Linked DNA regions of Homo sapiens: region 2 is linked to region 1. Evidence: chromatin loops called from intact Hi-C (ENCODE). Cell type or tissue: PC-3. All regions are shown on one strand. Each heading gives the region's core, and the rest is flanking DNA. Links, peaks and the distances in the headings are about the cores only.

What was found. Peaks named below come from ENCODE experiments on the same cell type or tissue, not always from the same donor. Only the 100,000 strongest peaks of a DNase experiment are listed, where the experiment ranks them.
Region 2: a loop joins it to region 1, with 7 times the contacts of the local background. A loop is called at or near these places in 1 of 110 quality-filtered maps.

The regions. Positions count from the first base shown.
Region 1 is chr11:27,767,232-27,772,830 of GRCh38, reverse strand. No RefSeq gene overlaps it. Among named protein-coding and RNA genes, the nearest start is that of BDNF, 70 kb to the right of the region's middle. In PC-3, for the core only: no CTCF peak of the experiment used is centred there; a DNase peak (open chromatin) is centred at 2,030; H3K27ac peaks cover 690 bases.
Region 2 is chr11:27,895,040-27,900,638 of GRCh38, reverse strand. No RefSeq gene overlaps it. Among named protein-coding and RNA genes, the nearest start is that of MIR610, 160 kb to the left of the region's middle. In PC-3, for the core only: no CTCF peak of the experiment used is centred there; a DNase peak (open chromatin) is centred at 2,338; H3K27ac peaks cover 934 bases.

The sequences.
Region 1 (5,599 bases), core at 506-4,505:
TTTAAGTGTCTTCCACCTTAAGGCCTTTGACTCCCTAGATTTTTGCATGGCTAGTTTCTTCATACGATTCAGATCTCAGCCCAAATATCCCCTCCACAGTCAGTCTTCTCTGGTTTTCCAATCTTGTCTTGTCTCCTCCAGGCACTTCCTTAGCACTTCACCCTGTTTTATTTTCTTCATTACACTTATCTCTGTCTTAATTAATCCTAATCTTTCAGTTGTTGTTTACTATTTATTACTTGTATCATCCATGGAAACTACATGAGGGCCAGGGATTTTTATCTGTCAGGTTCACCACTATATCCCAGAATCTTGAATAATGCCAGGCACATGATAGATACATGTTAAATACTTGGCTTCCTCCATCCCTTCCTTGTTTCCTTCCTTCCTTCCCTCTTTCCTTCCTTTTTTCCCAACTGCCACTGTTTTGATTCAGACCTTTATTTTCTGTTATCTAGAATTTTTGAAATACTTACACCTCGTGGAACCCTCTCTCACCTTTTCTGCACTGTACTGCCAGAAGTGCTATTCTAGAACACATCTCAACATGATGCTTTATAACTTATGAAAGAAAGAATAGCTATCTTAACATGATTTTCAAGGCCCTCTGTACTTTAATCCAACTTAACTTCTCTTTTTTTCCTAAGGACTACAATTCCCATCCCCTATCCTAACACACAAACACTCATACCAGATTACTCGTCATTCCTAAGTTCTTCTCCCTCCTGGCCTCCCTAACTTTGCTTATGCTGTCCCCTTAGGATGACCATTCCCTACCCACTACCATACTGCTCATTTCTCAAGATCTTTCTCAAATACACCCTCTTCCAAGAAAATTGTGTTACTTCTTTGAGGTGAAATGAATAGCTTCTCTGTAAGACAGGAATGGTGAAGAAATGAATAGCTTCTCTGTCAGACAGAATGATAAAGAGATTCCAAATTAATTGGTGCCTGCTTCCTGAGGAGGATTTGAGAATTCTGAGGCTGCACTCAGGTTATGGGAGAAGGAGTTCTGTGATCAATTAATCATGTCTGTTTTGAGCTTAGGAGTAGGAGTTGTGGTATACACTATTTACTATTCTTGCTCAAAGAATTTGCATTGTAAAATATAATACTTCCCCTTGGGCATGTTTCTTTCATGCTTTATATAATATTTATTGATTCACATTCTTCCTTTGCCTTTGCATTGTCAGAAACTTAAGTTTAGTCTGCATGACACAGGATTGTCAGAAACTTAAGTTTAGTCTGCATGATACAGATTGAATATATTCTTATTGGATTTGGTCTTTTCCATAATGATCTTCCAGTATGGACCAAGGGAGGCAATGGAGCTGGAAAATAGGTAAAACGGGTAGTGTTGTAAGGAATTGGCTGAAAGGTAAGTCTATCCCCTGACTCTTGGCTGAACATATGATGCTGACATGAAAGTGTGGTTTTCTCAAAAAAAAAAAACTTTGAAATCAGATGTATCTTGGTTCAAATACCAGGTTTGCCACCTCTTAGCTGCCTGAACTTTGGCAAACTCCTTAATCTCCCTGAACCTTAGTTTCCTCAACTGAAATGGGAACTACCGCACCCATCCCATAGGATATTGTGAAGATTAAGGAGAGAAAGTGTGTAAATCAACAAGCCTAGTGTGTGGTGCCTCACTGGCTCTTAATAGGTCTTAGATCCCTTCTTTTCTCACTGGTCACACTAGTGTTTGATGGCTCTCTGACCTAATGTGTAGAAGCCTGCAGTACCTCAAATGAGACAGAAAGAAAGCATGCTGGCCAGATCCCCAGACACAAAAGATGCCCAGCACAGACCCAGATAATGTTCCAGAGCTTAGACCTTCAGAGACAGAATTTGGCAATGAAGGATTACGTTTTTCTGAGTTCTGCTTCCATCCTACCAGGCACCCTTTGCTTGGCTCCTCCACCTCTCTTTTCATGACATAACTAGGCTACAAAGCGACATCAGCACATTCGATACCTCAAGGAAATTCCCCACCTGCCCATGAGTAAGGCTCACTTGAGGCTCTGGACAGCCAGGGAGGAAGGGAGGCAGTAAAAATAGCACACATGCCAATCTATTTCCTGAGTGCTCTCCTCTGGAGCTTGCGTTACCTGTGAATTAGTCATAACTCTGTCACACTTAACTTTCTGATCATAAGAATAAAGCCATTTCCATTTCCCATCTCTCTGTTGGACTTCTAATTTAAAATACATGCACACACATCCCCCCACACAAAAAAAGTCTACTCTTGAATCAGATGTTCTTATGTCTCCCATGCTTCAAACACAGGCCCTCCCTTGCCCCCACCACTCATGCATTTGCTCAAGGGAGAGGCTAAGAAAATAGGCAGCTTTTAGTGCTGATCAGCATGTATAACTAACTCTAATTCTTCGAATACTATTCCCAATGGCTTGCTGCATCGCTAAAAACTGGGGCATAAAATGTAAGTTACAGAAGGACCTCAGGGAGCCTTCATTTTACAGATGGGAATACTAAGGCCTGAAATAAAAGAGATTTTCCCTAGGTGAGACAGAAAGGCAACAACAGAGTAGATTTCTAGTCCAGTGCTTTTTTATTATCCCATATGCAAAATCACATAGGCTTCAATATATTTCCCATTTTCATCTCACACTACTTGGGAAAGGAAAATGAGTTGTTAATTGCATGTTACCAATGGCTAACATTTACTGAGCACTTGCTATAGCACCAATTGCTTTATGTGTGTTATTTTATTTGGTCATCTCCAGAACCCCAGGTGTCTTAGTTATTATCCCTATTTTATAGCTGAGAGAGTGGAAGATTAAAAAGGGTAGATAACTTGCCAAGGGTTCTGTAGCTATAAGGATAAAGTGGGATTTAAAACCAAAAAGTTTAACCAAGTAGTTTAAAGCAGTACTACCTAATCCTGCTTCCTTACTAAAAGACCTTTTCTAATGGCTTAACCTTCAGGATCTTCAGACATCTAGTAGAAACCAGATTGGTACAATGGAAAATGCACAGTGCTGGAGGTCAAGGCCAGTGAACAAGCTAGGTCAATGCAACTGGTGCATTGCCAAGGGATGTGGGGAGGTGAGAGGCTCACCTAGGCTCAGTACTGCTAGCATTGGAAACAGTGGGAAGCACAAGCCTATACCATTGCCCTTCATCTGTTCCATTGTCTGATCTACAAGAACAGACAGCTGACTACCAGAGCAGGGCTCAAGCAGTTACAGGGTTTCCTTGGTCATCAAGGATAGCTGCTATGGTTATGCCCAGGGCTATGAAAACGTCCTTACCCAAGATGCTGAGGCAACTGTTTTCTTTGATCTGGGTATTCTCTCTAAGGAAAGAAACATTTTATCCCTCCCACCCTTTCTGCACCCTGCCATTGGACCTCATCGTTGCTTCTAACTATTTCCCCTGCTTTCATTAGAAAAGAAAGAAGTTCTTCTGGATAAATATAAGGAAACAGAGTCCTGTTTTGGCCTTGACAGTGCAGACCAGTTTTGCTGGGTTAGCTGATTTAACCACTGATCAGGGAGCCTGCAATTTAATTTCATTCTGTCATTTATTTCTCTCTCCATTCTACTACTTCTCTCTGGCCCTGTTCCCCATCATCCTGAAGCAGCTGGATTGATAGAACAGTAGAATGGCCTATCAGTCCTAAGATTGCCACCTGGACACTTTGGACTCCTCCTACCTTTAAGTCAGCAGGCTAAGAAGGGAGTTACAGTGTTGGCTGGAGTGACTGACCCAGACTATTAAGATGAAATCAGTCTAATACTCCACAGTTGAGGTAAGGAAGAGTATGCATGGAATACAGGAGATCCCTTGAGGCGTCTCTTAATATTACCATGCCCTGTTGATTAAGGTCAATGGGAAATTACAACGGCTCAATCCAGGCAGAACTACAAATGACCCAGACCCTTCAGGAATGAAAGTTTGGGTCACTCTACCAGGAAAAATCCATGACGTACTGAGGTGCTTACTGAAGGCAAAGGTAATACAGAATAGGTAGTAGAAGAAGGTAGTCATCAATACCAGCTAAGACCACGTGACCAGCTGCAGAAATGAGGACTGTAATTATCATGAGTCTTTCCTCCTTCTTTTGTTAAAAAGATGTTTGTGCATGTATACAGTTGTATTAAGAAAAAATCTTCATTTTATTTCCTTTTTCCATTATCATGTGGCATAAGATTTATTGACTTCATATCAGCATTTAAGTGTTGTTAACTTTATGTGATAGCATTTGGATTGGGGATAGATGCATTTCCAATTGTGCAAAGGATAGTTGTATTATGTTAGGCATAATTATGACCTATGATTATCTTTATTTGAATATTATGTATGATCTCAGGAGATGTGTATGGGTTCAAGTTGATAAGGGGTAGACTTATTATGGTTAATAATGAGTGTCAATTTGATTGGATTGAAGGATGCAAAGTATTGATCCTGGGTGTGTCTGTGAGGGTGTTGCCAAAGGAGATTAACATTTGAGTCAGTGGGCTGGGAAAGGCAGACCCACTTCAATCTGGGTGGGCACAATTAATCAGCTGCCAGCACTGCCAGAATAAAAAGCAGGCAGCACTTTGGGAGGCCGAGACGGGCGGATCACGAGGTCAGGAGATCGAGACCATCCTGGCTAACACGGTGAAACCCCGTCTCTACTAAAAATACAAAAATTAGCCGGGCATGGTGGCGCATGCCTATAGTCCCAGCTACACGGGAGGCTGAGGCAGGAGAATGGCGTGAACCCGGGAGGCGGAGCTTGCAGTGAGTCGAGATCGCGCCACTGCACTCCAGCCTGGGCGACAGAGCGAAACTCCGACTCAAAAAAAAAAAAAAAAAAAAAAAAAAAAAAAAAAAAAAAGCAGGCAGAAGAACATGAAAAGACTAGACTGGCTTAGCCTCCCAGCCTACATCTTTCTGCCATGCTGGATGCTTCCTGCCCTCAAACGTGATTCCAAGTTCTTCAGCTTTGCGACTCGGACTGGCTTCCTTGCTCCTGAGCTTGCAGACAGCCTATTGTGGGACCTTGTGATTGTGTGAGTTAATACTCCTTAATAACTCCCCTTTACATATATATAAATATATAATATATAATATATCCCCTATTAGTTCTGTCTCTCTAGAGAACCCTGACTAATACAGGCCCTCACCTTTCCCATTTGTTAAAAGGTAAGTGTGGGCTCTAATGAAGCTGCATTTACTGTAGACATGTCTGGCTGTCCTGTTCTACCTTCCTCAAGCTCTTGGTTTTGATGGTAGTGTAGGAGCTGTCATGGAGGCAGTGACCCAGACACTGTGCTGGTGGCAAGGAAAGGACTAGTGGAGAAGGGTGAAGCAGTCAGGGAGCAGCCCTCCGGAAAGATGCCAAAGAGGAGAGGGGTCGCAGAGGACCATGGAGAACACAGAAGGGCAGATTTTGTCATAAAAAGTTCTCTTTGCTAAATTTCAGGGAAGGTGCAAACAGGGCTTGGGTGCTTAGATTTTTAGCCCCACCCATTCCCTGACATCTTATATTCTCAGAATCACCAGGAACGCTTCTTCATTGTCAGCATTGAGAAGAATGAGGAGGGAATGTCAAATCCTGCTTTGCTAGAGACAGGTAGTTTTCAATTCT
Region 2 (5,599 bases), core at 784-4,783, 130 kb before region 1:
GTCTCAGGCAGCGTAAGCATGACCAGCCTTCTTCCTAGTCATCGCAGGGTAAAAGTGGAAAGGTCTGGAGTATGAGTGGAAGGGCCTAGAAAGCATAATTTGCAAACCCCATGGTGCCTCTCATTTGAAATATTCTGTCTCTAGAAGGTCCTTGCTAACAATACAGAAATGTATTCCCTGGAGATGGTGGATTCTTTCAAGGGAAAGGGATACAATAGTATCTTCGAAGGGAATGAACCTTGCAAACTGTTTTAAGGGAAGAAGTGTGGAGAAAGACCCTGGCATGGAGGAGGTGGCAAGATAGACAGGTGGGTGTAAATTGTGAGCAGGATCAGAAGTAGTTGGGATAAGAACTGGAAATTAGAAGACAATTTTCTTTTCTCTTTTTTTATTCACATATTTTTTACAACTTTATTTCATTTTATTTTTTTCATTCTCTTATTTTAAGTTCTGGGGTACATGTGCAGGATGTGCAGGTTTGTTACACAGGTAAATGTGTGCCATGGTGGTTTGCTGCAGCTATCAACCCATCACCTAGGTATTAAGCACAGCATGCATTAGCTATTTTTCCTGATGCTGCCCCCCCGCCAGACCCTCCTGACAGGCCCCAGTGTCAGTATTGCTCCCCTCCTTGTGTTTATGTGTTCACATTGTTCAGTTCCCACTTATAAGTGAGAACATGCAGTGTTTGGTTTTCTGTTCTTATGTTAGTTTGCTGAGGATAATGGTTCCAGCTCCATCCACGTCCCTGCAAAGGACATGATCTTGTTCCTTTTTATGGTTATATAGTATTCCATGGTGTATATGTACCACATTTTCTTTATCCAGTCTATCACTGATGGGCATTTGGGTTGATTCCATATCTTTGCCATTGCATATAGTGCTGCAATGAACATACAAGTGCATTTATCTTTGTGATAGAATAATTTATATTCCTTTGGGTATATACCCAGTAATGGGATTGCTGGGTCAATGGTATTTCTGGTTCTAGATCTTTAAGGAATTACCACACTGTCTTCCACAATGGTTGAACTAATTTAGATTTCCACCAACAGTGTAAAAGTCTTTCTATTTCTCCACAGCCTCGCCAGCATCTGTTGTTTCTTGTTTTTTTTTCAATAATCACCATCTGACTGGTGTGAGATGTTATCTCATTATTGTGGTTTTGATTTGCATTTCTCTAGTGATCAGTGATGTTGAGCTTTTTTTCATATGTTTGTTGGTTGCATAAATTAGAAGACCATTGATTAATACGGAATGACTTTAGTGCCTAGGTAGTAAATGCAAATGACCACAGACCCCATTCAGCCTATTGTTGCTTCCAGGTTAGGAGTGATTGTATTAATAACAACAGTTAACATTTTGGGAGCTGATAGGTGTCAGGCATTATACATACAAGCATTATCTCATTCAATACTCATTATAACTTTATATGGTGGGATTACAATTATTTCCACTTTAAAGATGAGGACATTTAAGCAAAGAGGTCAGGGAACTTGCCCCAGGTCACTTAGCCAGAGAGTGGTGAGCCAAGTTGTAAATCCAGGTCATCAGATGCCCAATTCAACAGCTTTCAACTGCTGAGTTCTACTGTAAATTAAGTCTGGAGTCCAGTTATGAAATAGTGCTCTCTCCCTCTAGCAGCAGCCAGCAAATCTTTGCCTCCTCAAATAAGGTTAAAAGAAGAGCACAGGCTCTTTTTTCAGGTTTCTGTCCTGCTCACTCTGTTTTTGCTGGCTTTCTGAATTTTTGAAACCTGCCTCAACCTCTTCCCTCTTCTCCTGCATGGTAGGGGGACCAACTTGTCCCATTTTGCTCAGGGCTTTCCCAGTTTTAGCACTGAAATCCCTGGTTCCAGAAAACTGCTCTGTCCAGGGAGAACAAGAACAATTGGCCACCCTGCCCTCATGCTTCATTCCAATCCCTTGCCCTTCCTTGTATTTAATTTTATCTGATTTCTTATCCTCTGACTTGCCCATGTGTTTGGCAAAACTTAGTTCTACCTACACTGCCCACTTTGAAAGTAATGTATTTCCAAAATTTTACACACAAAATGCCAAACTCTCTTAGTATTCCTATAAGTATATTTCCAAGACGATTGTGACCTCCCCAACGTATGTGTGTGTGTGTGTGTGTGTGTGTATCCATACTTTTTTTATACAGCTACAAATCCTATGTATATGCCTTGTGGTTTTCTTTTGTTCTTAATTAGCATTCTTTCCTATTGTGTCCACAGACTTATATGTATTTAATGTGTCATATGTATTGATGTTTCAATTTGCTTAACTGTTGAGAGTTTAGGCATACTATTGTGCTATTCTCTCATGGGGCAGTGGGGAGAGTACTGGCCCTAGAGGAAGAAGACCTGGTGATTAATGCCAGTTTTGCTCCTTACTAACTCTGTCCATTTTCTTGTGAGTAAGAGTAGATGGTGATAGTATTTTCCCTCTTGAACTCCCTGCAGTGTTACACAGCTCAAATGGCATCATGAGTATGAAAGCTCTGGGTCAACTCTAAGTCTAAACTATTGAAAAAGGTATTATTATCATAAAAGGTGCCACTGTGAAACACAATCAAAAAGAAGAAAATGAACATCAAGCTTGATATGGCTTGGCTCTATGTTCCCACCCAAATCTCACCTTGAATTATAATAATCCCCACATGTCAAGGGCAGGACCAGGTGGAGATAACTGAATCATGGGGACAGTTTCCCCCATGTTGTTCTCATGATAGTGAGTGAGTTCTCATGAGACCTGATGGTTTTCTAAGAGGCTTCCCCCTTCACTTGGCCCTCATTCTCTCTCCTGCCATCCTGTGAAGAGGTGCCTTCTGCCATGATTATAATTTTCCTGAGGCCTCCCCAGCCATGTGGAACTGTGAGTCAATTAAACCTCTTTTCTTTATAAATTACCCAATGTTGGGTATTTCTTCATAGCAGTGTGAGAACGAACTAATGCAAAGCTTATTACTGAAAGAAAAACATATCACTTAATACCATGGTCTGAACCCTTCCCCACATTTTTTTTCTATGTATATAGAGATATATGTTAATTTATAACAACTCAGTACACTTGCTTTGCATCTTGCTATTTCTTATGCCATTATGAATGTCTTTGCTTTTGATGCTAATAAAATGCTAACTTACATTATAATGGATAATGACTACATACAATTCTGAAGTATGAAAGTAGCATGATTTACTGTAACAATATTATAATTTGGAACATTTTGATTATTTTAATATTATTCATGCTAGAATAAATACTTTAAATTATATTCTTAATTATTTCTTTAGGAAACATTCCTAAAAGTGGAATTTTGAGGTTAAAAGTTAAAGTACATTATGTAAATCATGGTTTTTGGCAAATGTTGTCAAATTTCCCTTCTAGAAATATTGTAACAATATATATACACACCAGGAGTTTATTTCTCCATACTCTAGGTAACATTGGACATTAACATTTTTGTTTGTTTGTTTTTTTGCTTGTAAATTCAGTAGGGCAAACATGTCAATCTTGTTATTGATTTGATATCATTGCTCTTTTCATTGAAGGAGTCTTCATATTTCTGTTTGTGTTTCTCTAATGGGGAGCTATATACTATCAAAAGGTCTAAAACTCTTTTACTTTTGTTTTACTGTACTTATTTGAAAAGTATACATTTTATGTCCATCTTTCTACTGGTTATCTTGAACATTTTACCGTACCTACTCAAATACACGTTTCTAATGTGTAGAATTAATACATTTCGATCTCCCCCTGACAAGCTAAGGATTTTAGCTCACTTTTACATCCCTCTGATTTCCCTGCCCTCATGCCCCAGGTCAGCTGTTTGTTTTCTAACTATAGCTATTAAGTCTGTATAGCCCATTAGGCTAAATGAAATTCTTCCTGTCCAGGATGAAAGCCGAGCAGGAGAGACCATGCACTATGCAAATTATCTCTAAGGAGGCAACTTAAGCAAAATAAAGAAGACTTTATTGTCTCATTATCTCATGTATCCAAAGGTAGGAAGAAAGTCAGGCATCTATAGGGAATGGAACCAATAAATCAAAAACAATGGAGAACTCAGCATGCACTTCTCATCTCCCATCTCCTCTTCTTTCAGTGCATCAACTTTTTTCTGAAACTTTTCTCTGTTACTCAGTGTTACAATGCAGAAATCTCCCTTGAGACTCATGGGAATGACTAGAGTGAGACTGGAATTTCTTTATCCCACTTCCAAATTTCTAGGAAAGTGGCTATAATTGACCTATTTTGAGTCAGGTGACAACTCCCAGACAAATTGGCTACAACAAAGGGTGAGATTTGCAGGGCAGAAATTTGGCTTCCTATCTCTGTGGGATATGGCCATTTCCCAGAGAAAGACCCAGCCCAATGAGTATCAACCACAGAGTGAAACTCCCAGAAAAACAAAAGCATTAAAGCATTACAGTAAGAACCTTGGTGTGTGAATGAGATACAGAGGTCAACAAGCACAGTGATTCCTGCTTGAGTAGCTTTTTAAAAATGTACCTGCCTAGGCTATACCCAGATCTACTAAGTCAGAATGTATGTGGCAAAGAAGAGGGTGTATAATACCAACTGAATAAATTGAGGCCCATGGAAAGAAAATAATTTGCCTTGGGTCATTCAGCAACTATAGATGCAACTGGGATTAGAACCCAGGACTTTTTCCAATAAAGACCTGTCTGTGTCAACTGTGCTAAACCCATACAAGCAAGAGCCAGGGACTGGAAGAGGTAGAGGGATGCGAAGTTCACATGTGTTCTTGCAAGAGGGAAATGAAGTTGGAAAAATGCAAATGTTCTGGGGATACAAAATTGCTCCAGGAAGGAGATAAATTTTCCTATATTTTATTATGAAAATATTCTAAGCTTTAGTAGCTTTGTTGACTCTGTACAGTCATTCTCTGGGCTCATACCAGTTAGCCATGACCCAGAAAGTAGAAAAGTATGGTTGGGGCTGGGGACAGTGGTTATTGGAGTGATTTTAGAAGTTCTTCTCTTTCACTCTCTGGTATCTCTACACTACCAACCTATCAAACAATCTGTTCAGTTTTGTTATTAGACCCTAAGCACATAGAATTAATCATAATCCATGGTTCTCAAGTCACTCTTGCATTGGTCCAAGCATGGCCTTCTTTTCTTTTTTACCTTGTCGATTTTTAAACAATATATGAATTCACCACCCAACATAGACACCAGGAACTTTGGAATAACTTGCATATACTCATGTATTCCTTCTTCCTTCTTCATACCTCCTTCCATGTGATGTATTTGCCAACGTGAATTCTGTGTTTGTCATTCCTTTGCTTTTCTATGTGGTTTTATCTCATGTATATTTATTCCTAATAAGCATTTTTTAAAAATTAGTTATTTTTAACTTCATAAAAGGGTTATAATCTCTGGGCTTCCTACTTTTATTTAAAATCATATTGCTAAAGGGGAAAAGGGTAACTTCACAGTAGAGAAGGCTGGCAGACACCATTTTAATCAAGGGAGCAAAGTGAACCTCATCAGTAATGGGACAAATCAAAATCATGTGCTCGATAGGATGCAATGAAAAGAACACAGCATTGCTTCTGGGATATCCTTGGC